Regions from separate parts of the Mus musculus genome. Here all the other regions are linked to region 1. A link is a loop called in an ENCODE intact Hi-C map of the cell type or tissue named here. Cell type or tissue: left cerebral cortex. All regions are shown on one strand. Links, peaks and the distances in the headings refer to the core of each region. The heading gives the core; the rest is flanking DNA.

The links. Peaks named below come from ENCODE experiments on the same cell type or tissue, not always from the same donor. Only the 100,000 strongest peaks of a DNase experiment are listed, where the experiment ranks them.
Region 2: it touches region 1 in a loop (2.5-fold over the local background); 3 of 42 quality-filtered maps call a loop at or near these places.
Region 3: it touches region 1 in a loop (2.5-fold over the local background); 15 of 42 quality-filtered maps call a loop at or near these places.

Annotation. Positions count from the first base shown.
Region 1 is chr8:10,392,467-10,397,466 of GRCm38, reverse strand. Myo16 (myosin XVI) reads right to left here. Exons shown (of 35, transcript NM_001319151.1): 12 at 551-616. Among named protein-coding and RNA genes, the nearest start is that of Gm51561, 35 kb to the left of the region's middle. In left cerebral cortex, for the core only: no CTCF peak of the experiment used is centred there; no DNase peak of the experiment used is centred there.
Region 2 is chr8:10,169,061-10,177,748 of GRCm38, reverse strand. The region is part of intron 1 of Myo16 (myosin XVI); the gene reads right to left. Among named protein-coding and RNA genes, the nearest start is that of Myo16, 19 kb to the right of the region's middle. In left cerebral cortex, for the core only: no CTCF peak of the experiment used is centred there; DNase peaks (open chromatin) are centred at 2,247, 3,317, 4,795 and 4,989.
Region 3 is chr8:10,243,454-10,252,141 of GRCm38, reverse strand. The region is part of intron 1 of Myo16 (myosin XVI); the gene reads right to left. It overlaps Gm51560 (a long non-coding RNA gene), which reads left to right. Exons shown (of 3, transcript XR_003947503.1): 2 at 3,758-3,926; 3 at 8,013-8,156. Among named protein-coding and RNA genes, the nearest start is that of Gm51560, 5.2 kb to the left of the region's middle. In left cerebral cortex, for the core only: no CTCF peak of the experiment used is centred there; DNase peaks (open chromatin) are centred at 1,236, 1,843 and 2,852; H3K4me3 peaks cover 2,137 bases; H3K27ac peaks cover 950 bases.

The DNA of each region.
Region 1 (5,000 bases), core at 1-5,000:
ATCCATGATCTAAACACCAGTGAATATCCATCTGTGAAGTTAACACCAGTGAATATCCATTCATGAACAAAACACCAGTCAATATATATCTGTGAACTAAGTACCAGTTAATTTCTATCTATGAACTAAACACCCATCAATATTTATCCATGAACTAAACTCCAATCAATATCCATTCATGATCTAAACACCAGTCAATATCCATCTATGGACTAAATAGCAGTCAATATTCATCCATGAACTTTAAACCAAATGATACCAAACTAGTCAGGGATGCATGGGAATATATTGTATTACTTAATTTATTCTGTCTTCACCATTAGAGGAGAGTTACATATTTAAATGTAAAAGATACCTTTGGTTAAAAAAAAAGTTTGATCCCCAAAGTTGCCTCAGAACACATTAACATAATCATCAGGCTAATTCAAGTGAGAATGAGTCAGAGAAATTTTGCTTTAATCGTTGTTCTTTTAGTTTGTATGTCACAAAATACAAATGTGTATGTCCCATGAATGCCACTTCAATGTGATATTTGGAGCACTATACTCACCATAGTGGAGTAAATTGGGAGTTCTTTGAATGGGTTAACAAGCAAAAAGATGTCTCCGATAAAGGTCTGTCAAAAAGATGCAAATAGTTCATGAAACACATAAATAGAACCATCTAAAATTATGAAACTTAGAAACCATCATGGAAAACATGGTGAAGCAATAAAAGTATATTGTATCAATCACAAAACTGTATATTAATCATATTGTAATATTTTTAAGCTTACTCAAGCATTCTTAATAAATGTAAAATTCATGTTCAAATTATATGAACAAAGCAATGAAATTGGTTAGATTCTAGGAATTTACTGCAGAAGGATTTTGTGATAATCAATCTGGGTAAACAATATAGAAGTAAAATAAACAAATCTATAGCAAGAAGAAAATGGAATAATTAATTTTATGTCATTATATAGGGAAAAAAGATGTAAAGGATTTGTAAAGCTCAAAATAAAACATCTCAACTAACAAAGTTGAAGCAATGAGATATAAAGGCATGGGGATAAACGGAATAGAGATTATAAATGTAGATTAAGTCTACATATGTCGGTAATTACAGCAAACATTAGAGCTCCAAATACTACCGCTAAAAGACAAAGACCTACTTTAGAGAAAAAAATGTCACAAACTATAAAGAGCAAGGGAGTTTGAAAGTAAAAGAATAAAGCAAGATCTATATGTAAACAACAGTAGGCGAAAAGCTGAGAGTTTATCAACCCCGGGGGGAGGCAGCTTAGGCAGCCATGCGGGGGGCCAAAGGGAGCATTTCATAATGAGGAATTGACAAAGCAATCAGGAAGAGATGGCAATTCTATGCTTCCATGATAAATCAATCTACCACTAAGTCTCTAAAACAAACAGCTTTAAGGAGGAAACCTGGTCTCACAGTGACAAGGGGAAATTCTTGCCTATTGAAATGAGCTGATGAAAAATTCAAGTAATTACTGATCTGACCAAAGATTCATTCGGAAAGCGTTTGTGAGAAACAGCAGATGTTTGTCCTCCAAACTGAACATAGAATAGTGGTTTAAACCTATGGGGAGTGAGAGTGACCTGCTGTTATAGTGGGAGAAATCCGACCGAACGTCTCACCGCATGCAGGAACAGCTAAGAGAGCATAGGTAATCATGCTAGAAACTAAAGAGTAACTGCTTTCAGGGGCTGTGAGGCTAATCTTCTTAATGAGAGCAAGCATTCCGCTATGCAGTTCTACCATCCATTAATTATTCAACACTATGGTGGACACCCTAAATATACAACCCACCATGAGGGGAAAATTTTTATATTGGGGTAATTATTAATGGGATGTGAGATTCTCCCGAAATATGTATGCTGGAATAAGCAAAAATATAGTTACAAAACCATGATTCAATATTACAGTAAAGCCATCAAAGGAGACAGCGTATAAACCATGAGAGTTGAAGAGAGCTCTCTGACCAGGGTTTTCTCAGCGGTGGAAACAGAATCCCTGTGGCTCATTGTTCTAATGAGTTGTTCTCTCAACAGCCTGCACACGCTCTCTTCCAGAAGCACCGTTCAAGTAGTGAGTGGGCATCGTAAAGCACACCTCAGGCAGCCCATCACGGGAGAGCCTTTAGAGAGAGAGAGGCTGGCACTGAGGGCTGCACCCTGCTTGACCTCCTCCCGCTGAAGTGCTCCCACTGAAGTGCTCCTTAAGGGAGTCCTGCCACCTGACCTGCTTCACCTGAGCAAAAGGTTACAGAGGCAGCAGGTGGAGAGATGGGTCATGAGGGACCCTGAAGCTGTCAGGATTTCTTTGCTCTGGCTTGTCTACCACTACCATTAGAACTCTCTGGGCTAGCCAGACACGCCAGGGCTTTCTGCATTGACTTTGCAGGTTGTTTCCTTGTCCCGTTAGCTTCTATGTAGAAAATACTGATGAGTGGCTTCTCTGCCAGCCACCGAGGTCTGTGCTGTGTGTTCTGCTCTCTCTGGTACTGTTGGCAACCTTTATTCCAGACATGCAATGTTCTCATCAGTGCATTTTTCTGGCAAGCTCATGCCTTATCACCTGCAAGCCATCTCCTTCCCATTGTGACAGATGCATGGAAATTCCCTAACCAACCTAATATCCAAATGAGAGTTTCACACTCAGGCGGAAGCTACATGGGAATTCCCCATCCAGGCAGGGAATGGCATACACAGGGAGGACCCGAGCAGGGCCCAGAGGCTATGGGCAGAGCACAGCACAGAACAAATGAGATGCAGAAAAGGAAATAGGAATTCTGTCAAACAACCAGGTCAGCTGCAGCATATGAAATATTAATAGCCTGTCTCAGACTCAGCTGTTTGTCACAGATAAATTCATATTAACCTCTCTCTCTGGTGCTAAAAAGGTATGTTTGCTCTCAGAGGCATTCTCACACATGCTGTCTTTAAGAAGAACCTGCTATTGTGCATGCATGGTGAGCATATGTGTTCATGTATGTGCATGCATTTGTGTGTACCATAAGGGAGATGGACACCAGAGTCTAAATAAGGAGAACTGTGGAAACCATACAAACAGGGAAAGCAACCTCGAAACCGAAAAAGCACCATGGGAAAGAAGTTCCTTATGAGCGAGGCCATTGGTGTGCAGATTTTAGGGGAGCAGAGGGGGTGGTGTGCACTCACTGGCATGGCCATCTTAGTTCAAGGTGACCAGCAGGAGAGCTGTAGTACAGATGGTCAAAAACAAAACACAAGGAACCAGAAACTGAGTCTTTCCTCTGAATGACCATGCATTCCTTTATGCAGAAAGTGACACAGTGCAGCACACTCTAGCAGGCATAACTGTCTACTGCACAGAGAACAGACAGGAAACCAAGGGAGACCCAGACCTTTCCTAAAGGAAAAGGGAGATGCTACAGTTGGGGTGGGGCTCGAAGCGGGTGGCAGAGCTGCAGGTTGTACCTGACTCTATCTTGCAAAGGGGGTCATGGGATTCTCAAGACAAGCAGAAGCCGAGTGTGAGCCTGGCCAGGTGTTCACACCAGTGACCTCGACAGAGCCTGCCATCCAAGCACGGTGGTAGGCTGAGGTGGGAAGAGTCCATGTTTGTGGCTGGCCTGAGGGACTTAGCCGACCCCTGTCTCAGCAGGGTGAAATGAGATGAAGGATACAGCTCAGGTGGGAAGCCCCTGCTTAGCACTTGTGAGGCTCTGGATTAGATTCCTCCACATCACACAAAAGGGATGAACTGGGGAGACGTCAAACACTAGCTCTCCTTATCAGTATAGGGCCTGAGGAGCCAGAAGGACACAGCTGCAGGGGTCTTATGGGCCAGGTGGGTTTCGGGGCAGAGGGTGTGGAGGTGGGAACAGCCAGGAGAGGCCAAAGGCCAAGCACAGGTATTAGAGTGTGGAGGCATCGCCTAAGCAGTCCGTTCTATCTCAGGAAGGTAGTGCTCCTGCTTGCTCAGCTCCTTTTGACCATGAGCTGACACTTTTTATATTTTTTATTTTTTTATTTTTTTGGTTTTTTGAGACAGGGTTTCTCTGTGTAGCCCTGGCTGTCCTGGAACTCACTCTGTAGACGAGGCTGGCCTCGAACTCAGAAATCTGCCTGCCTCTGTCTCCCAAGTGCTGGGATTAAAGGTATGGGCCACCACTGCCCAGCTGAGCTGACTGACACTTATAAAACAGTAATCTCCTGAGATTTGGGGTTGGAGAAAAAAAGAAAAAAGACAAAGACATAGGAAACACAAACTCCAAATCTCATTCGCTCCAATAGGCTTGAATTAAAGTGCCAAACTGCCGTACAAACATGCCTGAGTCCCAGCATGTGTGAGAGGGAGGACCAGCATGTGTGAGAGGGAGGACCAGCATGTATGAGAGGGAGGACAGAGAATCAGAAGGTCAAGGATAGCCCCAGCAACGTCATTCTCTGGCTGAAAGGTCCAACAAAGTACATTCCAATATGGGTTTCCAGTGTTCCAATCTCTTTGCAGATTCGTAGTAAAAAGTTCACATGCCCAACAGTCCATAGAAGATACCCAAAGGCATTAATCGTCTGGAATTATGTTTAGATTGCATGCCAGTCTTTTAGATATGATGTCAGCTACCTCAGTGGCAAGTCCAGAACTGGCATGACCCTTAGCACGGATGTTATTTCTGATTATCCAGAGAAAGACTCTGAATAGTGTAGGTTATAGTGAAGACCGTCAACTTCAAAGACTGTGGTGTGGTGGTGGTGGGGTGGTGGATAGGAAGATAGCCTTCAACATCAGCATCACAGACCAGGCCTTATACAAATACAACTGCCTGGTTCTATCTTCAAGTCCAGGGTCTGGCACAGGAGCCATACGTCAACCACAGCATAAGGAGAACCCCTTACCCCAAGATGCATGTTTTTACAGGGGAGAGAGCACACTGTGATGCAGTTTGGAGATTAAGAGGAGACACAGAGATGAAATAATATTTGAGTGGGATTCCAGAAAGTTCTGATCTGCAG
Region 2 (8,688 bases), core at 1,943-6,942, 220 kb after region 1:
TGAATAAAATCATGGAAAAATCATGGAAAGGTCAAATATCTGTTTTTAAAATGCCTGCATTCCATTATTATGATTAAAACAAATAATATACTCAGGTCAAATTTCACTTAAAAAAAAAAGCCATGATAGCTAGGCCCTTCAGTGCCAGCCCAGCCCAGCTTTAAATCAGCAGTGCCCTTTTTTTGGTGGTTTATAGTTAAGTCTCCTTCCCTTTTAATGGTTTCCCCCACATTCACAACTACAGTTCCTAGCTGCTTTCTTCCTGCCCATTCTTCTGATTTCGCACCTGGGAACGGGAGAGGCCATGCTTCCTCAGCTACTGGCCTCTGCATGAGGAAGAAAGCCTTAAAAAGGTCAGGGCTGCAATAGCCCCAGGCTGTGCCCAGGTGCCTGAGGTCTGAGCTCCTTTGAGGGTTGCAGGGAATGGGAAGAGAGGCTCTGATCCCTTGGGCATGGCAGGGAATCAGTGGGAAAAAGAAAAACCCAGTGAAAGAAAAGAAACATTTCTCAACAAATGATGGCTCTTGTTCTGTACCCGAAGGAGTGGACCTTAGGACACCCATGTGACATGGAGTCGAGGGACATCCATTGACTGAAGTTATCAAAGACCAGGTCACCTGAACAAAGGAAAGTGAGACCAGGCTCTTACTATTCCCTCTGAATTATATATGTGAGCCTTGGTGGTTAATCAAATCAGCATTAATTATTAAAGAACATTATTCAAAATGAGACTTAAAAAAAAGGAATCTATGCTAACTTACTCTCCTCATCCAGTTACACAATCCACAAGTGATAGGCTCATAGGGAGACCCCAAGGATACCCTACACAAGCCCCTAAACCCCTAAAACAACCCTTGTGCATCCCACCCCAAGCCCATCCACACCCCATCAGCTTTCACAGTAAACACTGTGACCTCTGGTGAACAAAGAGACGATTCGATTCCCTACTGTTTTAATGAGGGAGGGGGCACAAGTCCACGACTACGCAGAGATGGTGTCCCTTCCTTACTGGATGCCCTGTGCTTCCAAACAGGAACACTTTAGCTTACTACAAAACAGGCTTCAAATGGAAATGTGTGAGCTATGCAAACTGAGTCAACGGGGCGGGGCTTGCATGCTCCTCTTGGGGGTTGGAACCTAAAGAACCTGTGTCCACCCCACCTTTCTCCCTGCACACCCCATTAATCTAGTGACCTCAAACCAGGGATCATCAGAGACCAGAGCAAACCTACCTGTGAGACATATTAAGGGCAGCAATTTGACAGCTGAGGATTAGGAGAGCTTGGCGAAAGGGCTCAGTATTTAGAGCCAGGGGATTATTTGAAGTTGGAATGGGTCAGAACAGAAGGGTTTCCTGGAGCAAGTGTTCTGAATAATTTGGTGACTACAAAAGAATGGGAGGAGCTTACAGGGGAGGGAGGCTGCTGCCTGACTTACAACTTCTGACCCTGCCTGGAAGGTTAACTCTGAGAGTGGCACAGGCAGACAAAAGTACTTGCCACACAACATTCCTGTAAATACAGGCAGACTGTGTTGGTGAAATGGTTCGATGGTTAGAATTCTCGCTTCTCCCACAGTGCCCCACACTCCGGTTTCTTCGCTCAGGTTGGGTGGCTAACAATCACCTACAGAGCCTCTGACCTCCATGGACACCAGCACTAGTTTGCACACACCCACCCACACATACATAATACAAAAATTTAAAGATCTTTAAAAAAATCAAGGAAGTGTGGAAGCCACTGAAATCCTAACATCCAGGAGGTCAAGATGGGGATCCCTGGGTGATGCTGACTCGCTAGACTACATAGAATCGGTGAACTCTGGGTGCAGGGAGAGAGTCCACCTCAGTAACTAAAGTGGAGAGCAATGGATACCAACCTTGGGTATCCCCACACAGGCTCACAAACACGCATGAGCACATGCAAACGCGCATGTATGCTTGCACGTGTGCACACACACAAGATGTGTGTGCTAAAAAGAATGATGTAAGAAGGGCAAAGAAGTGGAATGTAGTTGAAGGGAATAGAGAGAGGGCAAGGGAAGGAGAGGACACTGCCAGCCACAGAGCATTATCATCAAGGACTGTGCATTTCCTAGTTAACACAGGGGCGCACACTTCAGCCCTGCCACATTTGTTTCAGGCTAGCTAAACATCTCACTTCCTCACCGTCCTAGTGTCTTGACTTTTTCTTGGCATTGTATCTGTTTGTTGTTCCAAATTCTGTCCTCAGATCTCCATAAATAGCCCCAGGTTGTGCCATCTGGTGAGTGCAGAGTCTGTTCCCTGGTGTGTGTGTGTGTGTGTGTGTGTGTGTGTGTGTGTGTATCCTCATCCCTGTTACAGTGCTTTCAGTTAGGATAAAACCCTGCATCATCAGAGATCTCTCTGAATAACAAGTGCACATCCCACCCCAGTCCACTGAGTGTTGGTTTCACATAAGTGTTAAACTTTACTTCTGTGTGAGCCTGTTGTGACAGTGGACTCATGGGTAGCCTGCAGGTACCGATTTCCCATGTGTTCAATATAATGGAATAACAGGCCAGAAAGTCAACTGCCAGGAGGGAGTCACACCAAAGACACATGCTGCCAGGGCATCATAGAGGTCGCAGCAAGTGATGTTCTGTCCTTGGCACACCTGCCAAGATAGAGCGCTGGAAAGCCAAGGAGAAAGCTAAGAATATCTTCTAAAGAAGGCAGGCATGTTAGTGCTGCTTCGGTGCCTACACCCCTGACAGGCAAGAGCTTGCTTTCACAGAAATGGCTTGGGCATGTATGCACTGTAGGCCCAGGAAGGCTAGCAAAGCCACTTCCCATGCAGTGGCTACTCAGCCACTCACTACAGATCAATGCAGACACCCAAACTGCTGGGAATGCTTGCAATGATACAGGTGAAACGGTTCCTAAAAGGGGGATCTATAGGGAATTATAAGCACGGATTTCTGTGATTGATTAAGCAAACACCTGCAAGCTAGAGATCAGGGTACCTGAGGAACAAAGTGTGTGCTTACCCAACACAATGCACTCTGAACAAAAGAAAGCTGGGACACAGGTACTGGGGAAATGTTACCACAATGAAGCTGACTCTAAACTTGACCTGTGTCTTATCAATTAAACTTGAATACCTTGTGAAACGCCCGGTTTGCTAAGGCTGAAAACAGTGTTTTTCTTTAAGTCCAGGAGGGTTTTTAGTGACATAGTTCCAAGTCCTTGTTTGCACATGCTAACTGTGCAAAGCTACTTTTGCAGAAGTTTGTCTTGGAAAGCTGTGTTGCTTGCTGAAAGCCATGAGCCACTTTGTCAAAGGCAGTGGGGTTGCAGGCACCAGTCTCTTGGTAATTATCTCGCCATCTGTGGCCTCACAGGGGTTTGTGATTTCATCCAAATTCAACAACTTGACCTTATTTGTCAGCAAGCAGACAAGAACAGTGTTTGCTGAAAGTAAGATTCAAGGCCCGAGGTTCATCAGCTTCAGAGCTCAGACTCTGGCATTTCTCAGCTTCTCCTGGGGATGGAAGAAAGATGCTAGAGGGGGAGTTGACAGCAGACTCTGGGGCTTAGTGACCACTAGAGGCAGAAATAAAACAGAATATCCACAGCTTATCCAGCACATCCATTAATGAGATGCTTTCACCAAAGTTCAAGCACTGTAGGTGGAGTGAGAAACTGGAACTAATATGCAAACTATATTACGAGAGTATTAATATGTGAGTTGTATTTTGAGGTGACTAGCATGCCAATCTTATTGCCAAGTTATCAAATCCACTTTTCCAACTTCATAAAAACTGCTACCCTGAACACAGCAGTCCTCTGGCTGCATCTGAATCTTGCCCTCTCTCCCCACCTCAAATCCAATACGAATAGGAAGCATCAATCACATTCTCTCTGGAAGCTTCCTGCTTTAAGTCACATGGGGCATACCTTAAGCTAGCTGCTTTTTTGAAACGTACTTATTTACATGAATAAATAAATAAATGTCAAATTTGGTGAATTAACAAATCCTGCGATGGGTCCTTCAGACAACAGCAGTTTTCTACAGACTCAGCATCTGAGCTTCTGGGATCCAAATCCCAAAGCTCGCGACATATGCTCCCAAAGAAAAGGAAGAAGTGTCTGCCCTGTGACTAGAAACCTAAAAGGGCAGGGACAGCTGCCACTGCCATCGGAGGAGGGTGGTCACCCATGTCTGCACTTTTGAGAGCAGCGATCTGTAATTAATTCTGCACTCACCAGCTGGCCTCTGCAGCCCCCTCCCCAGCCCCCTCTTGGAGCTCCAGTGTGGAGAGACGTGGGGCCTCATGTGTTGCCAGGCTTATGAAAAGAAATGGTATTGTTTGCTCAGGCAAGACACCCAGAAAGTGTGTGGAAGAGTAACGTAATTAAATTTCTCAATAACGTAAGTTTAGGTACAATGCATTTGATCAAAGAGTCCTAAGTACCCAGGCTTTGTTTTTAGGATTATCCTTAAAACCTCCTTACTAAGTTAATCATCTGATGTGCACATGACCCAGCTCCACAGCTGTGTGCTCCATAGGTGTCCCTCAAGCCCACCCAGGATGAAGACAAGGTTGCACAATATGTCGCCTTCAAAGGCTTGTTTCCTGTGATTTTTGCTTGCTAAAAATTTTGGTGATGTCCAAGACAGTATAGTTGGCATAACTGGATTTGAGGGCTTGTTTCAAGAGTCTAGAACCAGCTGAGCAGGAAAGCCACCACAACATGGGTTCCTGGCTCCTGGTGAGATCCAGAAATCCCAGTCAGAGGACAGTGACTCATGCATGTGCATGTATATTCCCTGACTGACTGACATGCCCAGAAGCAATGATTTGGACAAGAAGCTGCCCAAAAGCTGTAGGGCAGGCACTGGGACATAGCTGGAGTCCAGAAGACAAGAATGGAGTCCAGTGACAAGAATCCATCTGCCAGTGGAACTGCCACTGGAACATGGCTAGACGGATTCTTGTCACTACTCCATGCAGTAGAAGCCAAGAGTGCCCACACCTTCAGTTTGGCAGTAACACCCAGAGATGTGACATCACACATGTGGCTTGTTGAAGTCTCTCAGGCTATGGAGCTCTGTCACAGTGTCCCAAGGAAATGCGCAGAGTCACAAAACCTAGACTCTGGCATCTCTGGGAATTATGCCATTTGCAAACTGGAGGCTTTTCTAAACTACACTTTAAAATCCATATATGGGCAGGAAGCAGATACCGACATTATCATTACATGATCACTTCTTCATTAATTTAGGAAGTGAGAATGAGCAGACATGTTGGAGCGTTCATGTAGGATGTTGTAACATCAATCACAGGAGTCTGTGCTTTCTGAAAAGGGAGGGACTTGGGGACATACAGCATGCTCAGCCAGTCCTGGCCTGCATCACAGCCTCTTAAAAATCTCCCCATTCTTTTTTTTTTTAAAAGATTTATTTATTATTATATGTACCTACACTGTAGCTGTCTTCAGACACTCCAGAAAAGGGAGTCAGATCTTGTTAGGGATGGTTGTGATCCACCATATGGTTGCTGGGATTTGAACTCATGACCTTTGGAAGAGCAGTCGGTGCTCTTACCCGCTGAGCCATCTCACCAGTCCAAATCTCCCCATTCTAACTAGGCATGATGGTGCACGCCTTTAATGCCAGCATTTGAAAGGCAGGTGATCTCTGTGAGTTTGAGGCCAGCCTGGTCTACACAGTGAGTTCCAGGACAGCCAGAGTTACATAGTGAGACCCTATCTCCAAGAAAAAAGAAAATGGTTGCCCATTCCAGAATATCAGGACATTGTTAAAATACTGACTGTGCTTAGGTCTTATCGCTTCACTTCAATTTGCTTTTATATTTGGAAAATAATTAATAACTATCTATTACACTAGAAACATCTAATGAGAAGAAAGATCAAGAAAATGCAAAGTAAAAAGATTCCTGTGTCTTTAGTGAATGTTTACACACATCTAAGTAAATCTGAGACCTTTTGTAAGGAAATAAATGCAAATTTAGAACAAAGTATAAAATATGCATAATAATAGGAACATCTCCGAGATGTGCAAAGTTCACACTTATTTTCCTAATTATTTTCACATTTAAATTCAGCCCAGAGAAAGGAAAAGCCATTGTATTTACAAAACAGATCATTAACTATAATTACATTTATAAGGAAAATGACTTAGGTTCCACATGCCAGGTCCAAGGGCGTATTGTCAGGCACACAGAAGGCAGTTTTCAGTGTGAGTGCTACTGTATTCTTGCCAGCTGCACAGAAGGTGAGGGGGTTAAGTATTAAGTAGCAAGCAGACACCTAAGATGTTTGTATTACAGGCATTTATGTCTGCAGCCAAAGGGATCAAGAAAGAAGACTTGTGTAGCAGATAACTGTGTTGCAAATAGAAATTGGTAGATAATTAAAAGAAGTTGAAATCCAATTTAAAAGTTCCAATCATTTGCTCTGCTTGTCTCCCAACATAAATTTACAAAAAGAAACGTCAATAAAGTACTAAGTCTTATAGAATCTCTATGTAGCAGCCATACAAATGAGCTATGTCCTTCCTTTCGGTGTCTCTCAGAAACCACCTCCCTGTTCTGGTCTCAAAAGTCTCCCTTCTGTGTCTCTGACATTGATGTCCTGTCCTCTGCACTTCCCAGAGCAGATGCTCACCCATCGGCTGGACCCCAACTGCCTTACTGTTTGTTTCACTGGGAAGGAATCTGTTCCTTCCCAGTTAGACTGAGATATGGAGGACCAATCAACACATGACTATCTCTCAGCGTGATAGCTCTCTGGATACTTTTGACAGGAAGGATTAAAGTAGAAAACAGGAAGCCAAATAAGGAATTGGGATCAAGAGAGAGAGAGAGAGAGAGAGAGAGAGAGAGAGAGAGAGAGAGAGAGAGAGAGAAAGAAGAGTAGAGCAGAGAGGGAGGGTGGAGGAAGAAAATACAGAAAAATCTATGTGTTACATCGAAAATGTAACCAAGGTGGACTCCCAACTGGCTGACAGCAGAGGGCAGAGAGTCAGAAAACCACTGGGAAAGAGAAACACAGGTAGGTGGTCCCAAACCACCACTGCCACAGCCTTGTCCCTGAGAGTGAATGCAGGCTTTCTCCTCCATGAATGGGAGGCAATTTCCCTTCTATGCTTTCAAATTGTATGTAACCGTACTGCAGAGAGCTAAACGTTTATTGATTTAAATATACCCAAGACAGACGAGAACTTAAATCTCCATCACTGTTAAATGAATTGTGAAAACGTTTCAGATTGTCAATGGATTTTACTAGCTAATTTTCTCTCTGACAAATACCAATTGGGATCAATATGCCCTAATTTTCTAATTCCAAAAATCTACTTCTTCCTCCAAATGAGAAGTTTTTCTGACAAGTTCTTAAAATATAAGAAACTCCAGGTTCACAATGGAGACCTCAAAAATAATCTCTAAAATCCAAATAAGGAAGGGCACGATTCCTTTACATTTTGTCCTGGAATTTAAATGAGATTTCTTTCATGTAAAGTGACCCACAGTGAGAGGGTGATTGCCACTCATGCGTACCTGGAAACCTGTGACAGGTGTCAATACATCACATGCATCATTTGACTCTCACCACGGCTGAAGCAGCTCAGACACACTGACCTCCAGACACCAGACCATCACACAGTAGGAAGTGACTTGGTCAGGCCACACACAAAAGCAGAAGTGGACCAAAAGCAGGCTACAACAAGGCCAATCCAGAGAGTCAATCCTGGAAACTATTTTTACGTGCTTTATGAAGGTTTTCTACATGAATACTGCATTGACATCATTTCTATGCCTCCCCCTTCTCCATTAATTTTTCCCTGTGTTCCCTGTCTCAAGTGCATAGCCTGTTCTTCACTGTTGAACATATGTGTATGACTAATATGATATATATGTAGGTATGTATAACCTACTGAGTCTGCTTACATGTATGTACATGTGTTTAGACACTGACCACTTGAGATCAAGTCACCTCTAAGGAGCATCCCTGAAGAAGACATTCTCCCTCTGGGCAGCCAGTGATAGCCAGTGGCCCCTCATCTAGGTAGGGCTGAAGCCTTATGAGAGTTCCCTCATTTGCACTGGCATGTCAAACACGGTCACTGTTCATGTCTTGTTTGGGTGACTATATTCATCTCTCATGAGTATTTAGTTAGGGACAAGCACTGGGAGGGAGAGTCAGGTGGATGACAGGAGCTCATGGGGCTAAACTGCTTGTCCCTGGCTCAGCGGGAGACCCTGTCCCAAGGATACAAGGCAGAGGGTAATGCAGAAGGTGCAGAAGTCCTCCTCTGAAGCCCTGTGTGCACACAACTTTGTGCCTCGTGTTTTCGTTTTTTATATAATGACTGGCAAACAGAAGCCAGACCCCTGGTTCCCCAGCACTTTTATTCTGGACTCTAGAGAGTCCTCCTGTTCTGTAACATCCATTCTTAAGACAGATTTGTGAACTCTGACAGCAGTACTTAGACTTGGCTATATATGACGCTTCCCCTGAAATGTGCATTCTACATGTTTCATATCTTAGCCTCTTTCCCCCATTTCATGTTGTTTAGATTTAGATGTGAGGTACACTTGAGCAACTCATGTGTGTATGCATTCAATTTTACAATTGTAGAGAAGAACTGGAAAATATGATTAACATGGAAGACAAGACTCATCAATAAAGGGACCAGAGAGGGA
Region 3 (8,688 bases), core at 1-5,000, 150 kb after region 1:
TTAATTATGTGTTTGCATGTCTGTCTATGTGTGGGTGTGTGCAAATGAGTGTGGGTGCCTGCAGAGGCCAGAAGAGGATGTCAGAAGCCCTGGAGGTGAAGGCATAGGCTGGTGTAAGCCTCTCAACATAGGGGACAATATGGGATCTCTGTAAGAGTGATAAACACTTTAACCACTAGGCTCTCTCTTGTTCACTAAGTGCAGCATTAAAAAAAATAATAACAATTTCTGAAAATAGTACTCAACCTACCTTTAGATTGAAGAGAGACCCTTCAGACTGCATGATTTATCATTAAACTGAATACTCCCCTGGGTGACTGAGGGGTCTCCTTGAGCACGAATGACTGGCCATCCAACCCTCTGCCCAATGGCTTCCTCAGTCTCATGGAGCCCATGTGACATGCTGAGGTAAGGCAGCCAAAACTTCTTGCTTCTGCCCAGGAGTCTGCTCACTTCTTGCACCACAGCTTGGCTTTGAAGGTGAACACAGTTGGGACTGAATGCAAAGGACGCCTTAGAGGAGGGTGAGGGGTATGTCAGTGTGGAGGCATCAGGTGTAACACCCACACAATGAACTGTGGTCACATCAATAAAGCCGCCTCACCACTCTCCGTATTCTAGTCATTTCAAAGCCTCTACACCCCACAAATCTTTGACAGGAGACATCCCTTGGTGGCTTCAGCCACCGGGAAACCTAACTTCTAAAGTCCACAGCAGAGGCTGGAACTGGAGGGCAGTCCCATTTTACCATTAATAGCTCGGGAAATGGGTGAATCACAAGTAAGCACTTCCTAATTGCTTTGGTGAACTCATTGGGAATGCTTTCCCTAAGCATTTGAAACATTTTCATTAACGACCATTATTAATTCATTAAATTTATTAACTCTGCTTTCATCTCTTACGGTGACCAATGGTAAGACTTGCCTGAAGTATTCCGTTCCATGTACCCACTGCCTCTATCTAGGGTCTGAGCTTCTAGTTAATCATACACTTAACAGAGGTGAGAGGAGGCAGGAGGAGTTAGCCTCACATAATGTCTGGCCACACCAGGTCTTAAGTACCACAACCCACTGAGCTCCTGCCCACCTTCCATGGCTACACCCCCCAGAGGAGGCGTGATCATCTTCAGGACTGAGCCAGGCTCTCTGAAATGATGCAGAGGGTTTGGGGAATTCCCTCTGGGAAAGCCAGACAGGAGCATGACAGCACCCTACCAGTGCAGTACAACGTGAGTGGCTGTCTGAAACCCAGCCAGGTTGTTGCACGATGTGTGTTACCGGGTCAGTCACATTGAGACTTTAGGGGGTTAAGCCGAAGAAAACTCCACGTTTTGAATACATACTGCAGTCACACAATGTTCATCAGTTAAAGAGTTAACTTCCAAACACCCAGGCTGATCAGTGTGATCTTTCTTGGCTCTGGAAACAAGGCTTCTAAACTAGGCATTTTTGTTTTAAGAATCACGGGCTATCCCTCTCTTGTCTATTATCCAACAAAAATATAAGACCAAGACAATTATTTTCTTCTCAAACATATTTTTTTCCAGTCTCCTTTAGGACAAAATTCAAGAGCCATTTAAACCGCATCCCTTCGACAAGGTGCTTGGTTAACATTGGTGTGTCCTTGCTAGCAAACCATAATCTTACCAGAAATCTGTCCCCGCAGCAATGCCACCCATCCCTTAAAGATCATGATATTAATGTGCAGAAGTTTCCAAAAGAGCTCTCAGAGAAGAAAATTCTATCCAACAAGCCAGTTTTGCTATCAATATGTCCTCTCAGTCCTTGTCACTATCAAAGAAGGTTTAGGTGCAAGTAGTGTCTAGCTGGGAGCACCCTGCTGCAATCCCAGTATTAAGGAAAGCCACGGGAAGAGCTGCTAGCTGACTAGTCTGCACCATCTGAGCACCGGTGCAGAGCGTGGGTGCAGAGTCTCTGCAAGGTGAACGGCACAAGGACAAAAGTTCCCAGCCAAGGGCAACCTAGAAAGACTGGGAAGGAAAACCCGGAATGATACCGCAGCAGTGAAACTCTAGAGTGAGTGAGTGAGATCTATCATGAAATCCAGCCTCAGCCAAGGAAGTTGTACAAACATCACCCAAATACCTCAATAGTGTAGAAATCCTTAAACAACTTTTGTGTATTAATTTCTTTTCTTTCTCGATTTCTGGTATCCCGTGTTTAAAAAAAAAAAAAAAACAGCATTTTAAAGATTTTTCACACTACAGCATTTAGATAAAAAGAGAATTATTTCAGAATCTGACATGAAATGGATCATGCCTGTCAATTGCCCTTCACAGTTACCAATGCATTTTAACTGTCTGGATGCCACACACCACAGATATGCCTTAATTCTGGCATATGTTTAAAGTAACACTTTAAAAGAGACACACACACACAGGTCAGAGAGCCTACTTACAGTACTTGATAAAATGATACTGAGACATTGTCCCTTCTCAGGCTCGGATCCTGCCGTGGGTCCCAGCATTCTCTTCAGCTATGACTGTTGTCTCCAGAAAATGCATAATTTAGGGTCCCCGCTCAGGTAACGGTGTACCTCAGAATGCACTACTGAACAGAGGCTCCCCTTCATGATCTTGCAAAGAGCAGCAGCTCATTTTCATTCAGCAGCTGGAGTTCAGAGCAGCCCCCAGGGTGGGTCTGAGCCACTGCGCTGCACGTGCTAGCCCAGCGCCCTTGATTGACACATTCCAGCGCCACAGTCCTGGGAAGGGTCGCTCTAATTGGCACTCACGTGCGTGCGGCTACAGCCTGCCACTAGCGTGGAGGTGTGCTGCAGTGCGGCTCTCCCTCCCGGTCCTGCCTGCTAATGGCTTCTCAATAGCTTTCAAAATGCAGAAGACTACACTGATGAGTGGGCAGGAGGGTGATGCTGCACAAGGCATCCAGGATCTCGCCGGTACTCCCGGAGCACTGCCCGTAGGACTGAATTCTTAGCTGGTGGCCAAGCTCCTTATTTTTAGTTGCCACCAGTTGCTGTTCGGGAATACTAAATGGACAGCAGGAGCTGAAAATAGCCCCCTCTTAAGACGAGGGCGCTTTGATCTGCCTCTAGCCAGGAAGCATTCTCACAAGGGATCTTTTTGGTTATCTATGCAGAATGCAAAATTTAAATTACCCACAGAAATGTGTTGATTTGCACAGCTCTAAAATTTAGGATTTTGCTACCTCTGCAAATTGCAATGAATTAAACTGCACAACCTAAGCCAGAGAATAAAGTTTGCCTGGGTTGCAATCAGAACGAAACACATGGTCTCCCAGACTCTATTTCAATGGAGATAAATATCAAATTTTAATAGCTAGTTAGCCGGAAAGAGTCATATGTAAGTCACTTGCAAATGAGGAGGAGCAAGTAGTTACTTTTTAAGTTAATGCATTTTTATTTTTAACAATATTTTTTATTTATTCTTTTACAATTTCATGCAGCATATTTTCATTGTATTTTTCTCCTTCCCCCAACTCCCCACCTGCTCAACTTTATGCCCTTTCTTAAAAAAAAAGAGAGAGAAAAGAAAGAAAGAAAGAACTAGAGTCCAATTTGTGTTGGTTAACTACCTTTAATATCTGGTCTGCCCTGGAGTATGGTTGATATACTCAGTGTTACACCCTAATGAAAACTGACTTTCCCTCTCCCAGTTTAATTTGAGTTACTGTATAATCTTTGGGACAATACTCTGGCTGGATATCAGTATCATTGGTCATTGGTCAACAGTTTCCTTTGATCAATGCCATTACAGGGTATCGTCAACATTATGGGTCGCCCTCCACAAGCTGAAGGTGAGAGCCTATGGCTGAAGATAGCACCTACTTATGTCATAGAACATGGAGAGACCGACCTGGCACTCATCTGGAAGCTTCACCTCGACTGACTAGCACCTCAATTGGAAGGCACTATGGAGGAAAGAGGTAATGATCACCTAGCTAGGGACTCTGCAACCTACAGTAAAGACCCGGTGGCGGCAAGGTAGTATATTTTTATGATAATCTTCTTTGAAAGTGTAGCCAAATTCTGTTTCAGATTTGAAGGCATTGAGAATGCAAAGTGGATTAAGTAGTACAGGGTCACACCATTCTGTGGTGGAGCATAAATCCTGGGTCCCCTAATAAATACAACTTAGTGAGTCTGGAGTCTTTATTAAGTAAGATTACAAGAGCCAAATCTGCATAGCGAGGGTCATGGATGCACTTCAAAGCACAGGGTCCCAACACACTCTGTCACATTTCCCCCATCAAAGTTCAAATTCAGATTCTACCGCTTTCCAGAGTTCCATTTTAGACAGAATTGTACCTCCCATTTATAGGTAGAAAGTGAAGTCCCTAACCCCTGCTATCTAGTTTAGAAATAAGATGTAAAACCATTGGTTGGATTTTTGGTGTTTGAAGTGAGTACTAGAATTAACAAGAAGGAAGATATTTTACTACGCATCAAATGACCCTGTCCACACTTTAACTGCCATAAGGATTAGGAAGGAGACTTTCTCTTAAAAAATGGTTTCTTCATTATCCATCCATTCAATAATTATAGCACTCTGGAGTGCTGGGATTAAAGGCGTGCACCACCACGCCCAGCTCTTTTTTTGTTTGGTTGGTTTTTTGTTGTTGTTGTTGTTTTGTTGTTGTTGTTGTTGTTGTTGTTGTTTTTGAGACAGGGTTTCTCTGTATGGCCCTGGCTGTCCTGGAACTCACCAGGAGGCAGAGGCAGAGTAGGCAGATTTCTGAGTTCGAGGCCAGCCTGGTCTATAAAGTGAGTTCCAGGACAGCCAGGGCCATACAAAGAAACCCTGTCTCAAAAACAACAACAACAACAACAACAACAACAACAACAACAACAACAACAACAACAAAATAATAATTATAGCACTCTTATCACCCATGACCTGTAACAGGTTAGGTGATTTTTCAGGAATAAAAATATGTCTTTAAAAGGTCGTAAATGCACTATTTATAGTTAAGGGTAGCTTAGCTTATTTTACAACATTCTTTGGGTTATTTTCAATGTTCCAGTAAGTCAGTAGACAATTGTGCATACCTCTTATTGACCGTCAAGTGCAAGGCTCCTTCCTTGAAGTCAGTGCAAGTCTCCATATTCACAGTGATTCTGCACTCACTGGACCAGTGTCCTATCTCTTCAGGGAGCATTCTGCCACTCAGACAGCCCACCTCCCATTTTAACACAGTGACGGGTAGACAATGGGCTGCGTCCCTCCCTGTACATGAATTTCTAGTGTCTGTATTTTCAAGCCTCTGAATGCACACAATCAGCCTGCATCTATGACCCCTAGTTCTACAGTACATGGTTCACTCCTTAAAATGAATAGGATAAGTCCAAGAAGACGTTACTGAAAGTTGATGACTGACTAGTCCCTGGTGATCTATCAAAGTGTGTCCCTGCCCCCAAGGTGCTCACTGGTGAAATGCAGATTCACAGAAATCTAATGCATCACAGTGCCTGGGAAACAGCACAAGGGAGGGAAGGGCCCGGAAACTGTGTGGAGGAGCAACACAGCCACTATGAGGAAACAGAGATGAATACACACAGTGTGAAGATGTTCACTCTCCTTCATACATGACATGTACATGAACTGAGCATGACCTGTGTTCGAGCTGTGTGTACATTTCACTTTCACACACTCTGGGGCGGGCGGGGGGGGGGTTCTTATATTTGACTTTTAAACTTTATGCTCATTTTATAAACCTATGGGAACATGCACAGCCAAAAAGAGATATATTTTTATTTTCCTATCACTACCAAACAAGCACTAGTTCCTTATTCAAGTGTGACTATGGTGGGAAAATAGATTGGACTCCATTAACTTTCATAAAATGGAACAAAGGATGATTTAAATTTTATTACATTTCTGGAAATATATCTTTCCTATGAAATCCAGCTCTGGTAGGGATTACACAGACCACATCATAGCTCTTTGAATCACATATTTTAGGGACAGTATCAGATTTGATGATAGCGGTAAGGCAGAGCTGAGACTGGAATGGATACATTTCCTAGAAACTCATTTACGCCGTGGAATTGGTCATTAAGCACAACATTAAATACATGCATTTGGAAGGAGGAGTTGTTTTCCATTGCCAGGAAACTTTACAACTAATAAAGCAGTTATTTTATTATTCTGCAGCATCTTTACGACACCCTATCGTTGTCAGTGAAGATATCAAGAATATTTGAGAAAGCACTATTCATTTGTTATGCATCAAACATGCTCGCTGTTCACACAATTTCTTATACAAACACGTTCTGGTTTTTTTTTTCTTTTAAATGTAATCATTATTGCACACCAGACAATTTTCAAGTAAGCTAGATTATTCCCCCAACTTAAGCAAAAGTCTGACAAGCACTCAACAATATACACTGCTCAGGAGCAGTACTCACTCCGTCCCAGCTCAGACCTGCCATTAAGTTCTACGTACAATCCAGACACGCCATTACAGTTCTATGTACAACCCAAGGCACACGCCCACAAGATGAGATCCAGTTTTCCAGCCTTTTGATAGATAATTCCAAATCTAATAGTGTATGGATTTTCACATAATACTCAATGATGGAATTAAAGACTGAGGCCCTCAATAGTGATAACCTGTGTGCTTAGTCAGTGTGATGGTCATCTTGGCATGGTGTAGATAAACCTAGAAGACACAGCTCCACATCTCTATAAAGGCATTTCCAGAGAGTAGTTTAACTGAGGAGGGAAGACCCACTTTGAGTGGCAATGTCACCATCGTGTGGAATGAAAGGAAAAAGGAGGCAAACTGAAGACCAGCATTCCATTCTCTGCTGCTTGATGTCAATGCAACTTTCTCAGGCCTCTACTGACACAGCTAGTCAGCGTTGTCACCAGGCCCTTCCCACCATGATGGATTACAGCCTCTTATCCCCAAGCTCAGGCATCCCTTCCTCTCTTAAGTTTCTTTTGTCTAAGGAACAGGAAAAACCTCTAATTCAGCAGGCTACACCACTATCACCACCAAATGAAGATATGAACTGCACACAACTGGCAGATTGCGAATCCAAACTCTGGGACAGGCACATCTTGTCACAAGTCCAGAAACAGACTGTGGCTTCACTCATTGATAAAGACATGCGACAAACCTGTTGAACACCACCATTACCAACATATCTGGGAAATGCATGTTCAACCTTCCTATCACCAGCATCAAAAGCTTCTGGTTGGGTGAGGTCCCAAGCTTGCCTGCAATCACGGCTTTAGTCAAGGCTCATGGTTGCTCCTTAAGAAGCAACACATGTTATATTTGCTTTGGTGAGGACATGGGAGCCCCAGGTACTTGCTATATGTTAGTTTTGTTCATTCTGGACATCTGATCATCCACATGCCTCTCGAGTCTTTCTCCTCTAATGGAAATGAAATGCTTTGCATCTTCTCTAGTATCTAGGCAAAACACTTGTAAGGCCTCCCCCCCACACACACTTAAATATCAAAACAAACTTGGAAATCACTGTAGCATGTGTGTTAGAATGAACCAAGAGGAACACCTCACTGTCCCTCTCACTAAAGTTTGAATTGACCCCACGTTTGCTTATACTACAGTGAGTTAGAGAGGAGTAGCATTAGTGTATGTTGGTGCCTGTGTGTGCACGCATGCGCGTGTGTACCATGTGGGCAAGCAAAGCGCCACTGGATGTTCTCTGTCTCTTCACTCATTCTGAGAAACAAAAGAAAAAAGAAAACAAAACAAAAAATACAGCTAAAAACCCCCAAAACAACAGTAGTCTACTTACTGAAAATAATACAAATTTTCTTAAAAGAAGATAAATTTTGAAGTAGTTGCATATAGAAATGTAGTAATATTTCTCTGATATATATTGAACTGTAGAATATACATGTCTGTTTGTTCATATATATATGTGAACATATATGTGAACATATATGTGAACATATGCACATGTACACACACACACATACACACACTTACTGTGGGAACCTGGCTGGCCTCAACTGTTCCTATCTTTTTCTCCAGGTGCTGGAAGAATCGAAGATGCATGCCAGTGCACCTGTCTAGTGATGCCTTTTCTATTAGTCTTAATTTAATTAACCATGTGCTTGCCAACATACACACAAATTTACTTAGTCAATTTCTACAAATCATTCAGATTTATATTAAGCCCCTTTAACACATGCCCTTAGCTTAAGTGCATCTCAGGATTCTAGCAATCCTGTATTTATTTATTTTTCCCTTGGATCAATCAACTCAGTGTTTCAGTACAGTGCTTTGCATGTTTCTTGGTATCACATGGAAGCCTTTTTCTTGCTAGGGATTATTTGAAGCTAAAACCTTGAGGTGTCCTTATTTCCAGAAAAGTGTAAACTATCACTGAACAACCAGGTCACAGGGAAAGAGCTACAAAGAACTGATGGTGCCAATTTCCTCTAGGGTATGCTACTGGGGCCTTGGGGTATGTTACTAAAGGCAGATGACAGGACACTTGATCCTGTGGGATTTGTAGCTGTCAGGAGCAAAGGAGAAGAGGGGTGAGGAGGAAAGGTCCTCTGTGTCACGGGAGTAGCTATGAATCATGGAAGTAGCTATGAATCATGGGAGTAGCTATGAAGCAAGCCGACCGAGCTTATCTGACTTTAACACTGGGCAGAAAGTCTCCTTCAACTGACTCACAGGGAGGTGGAGGGTGAGTTTA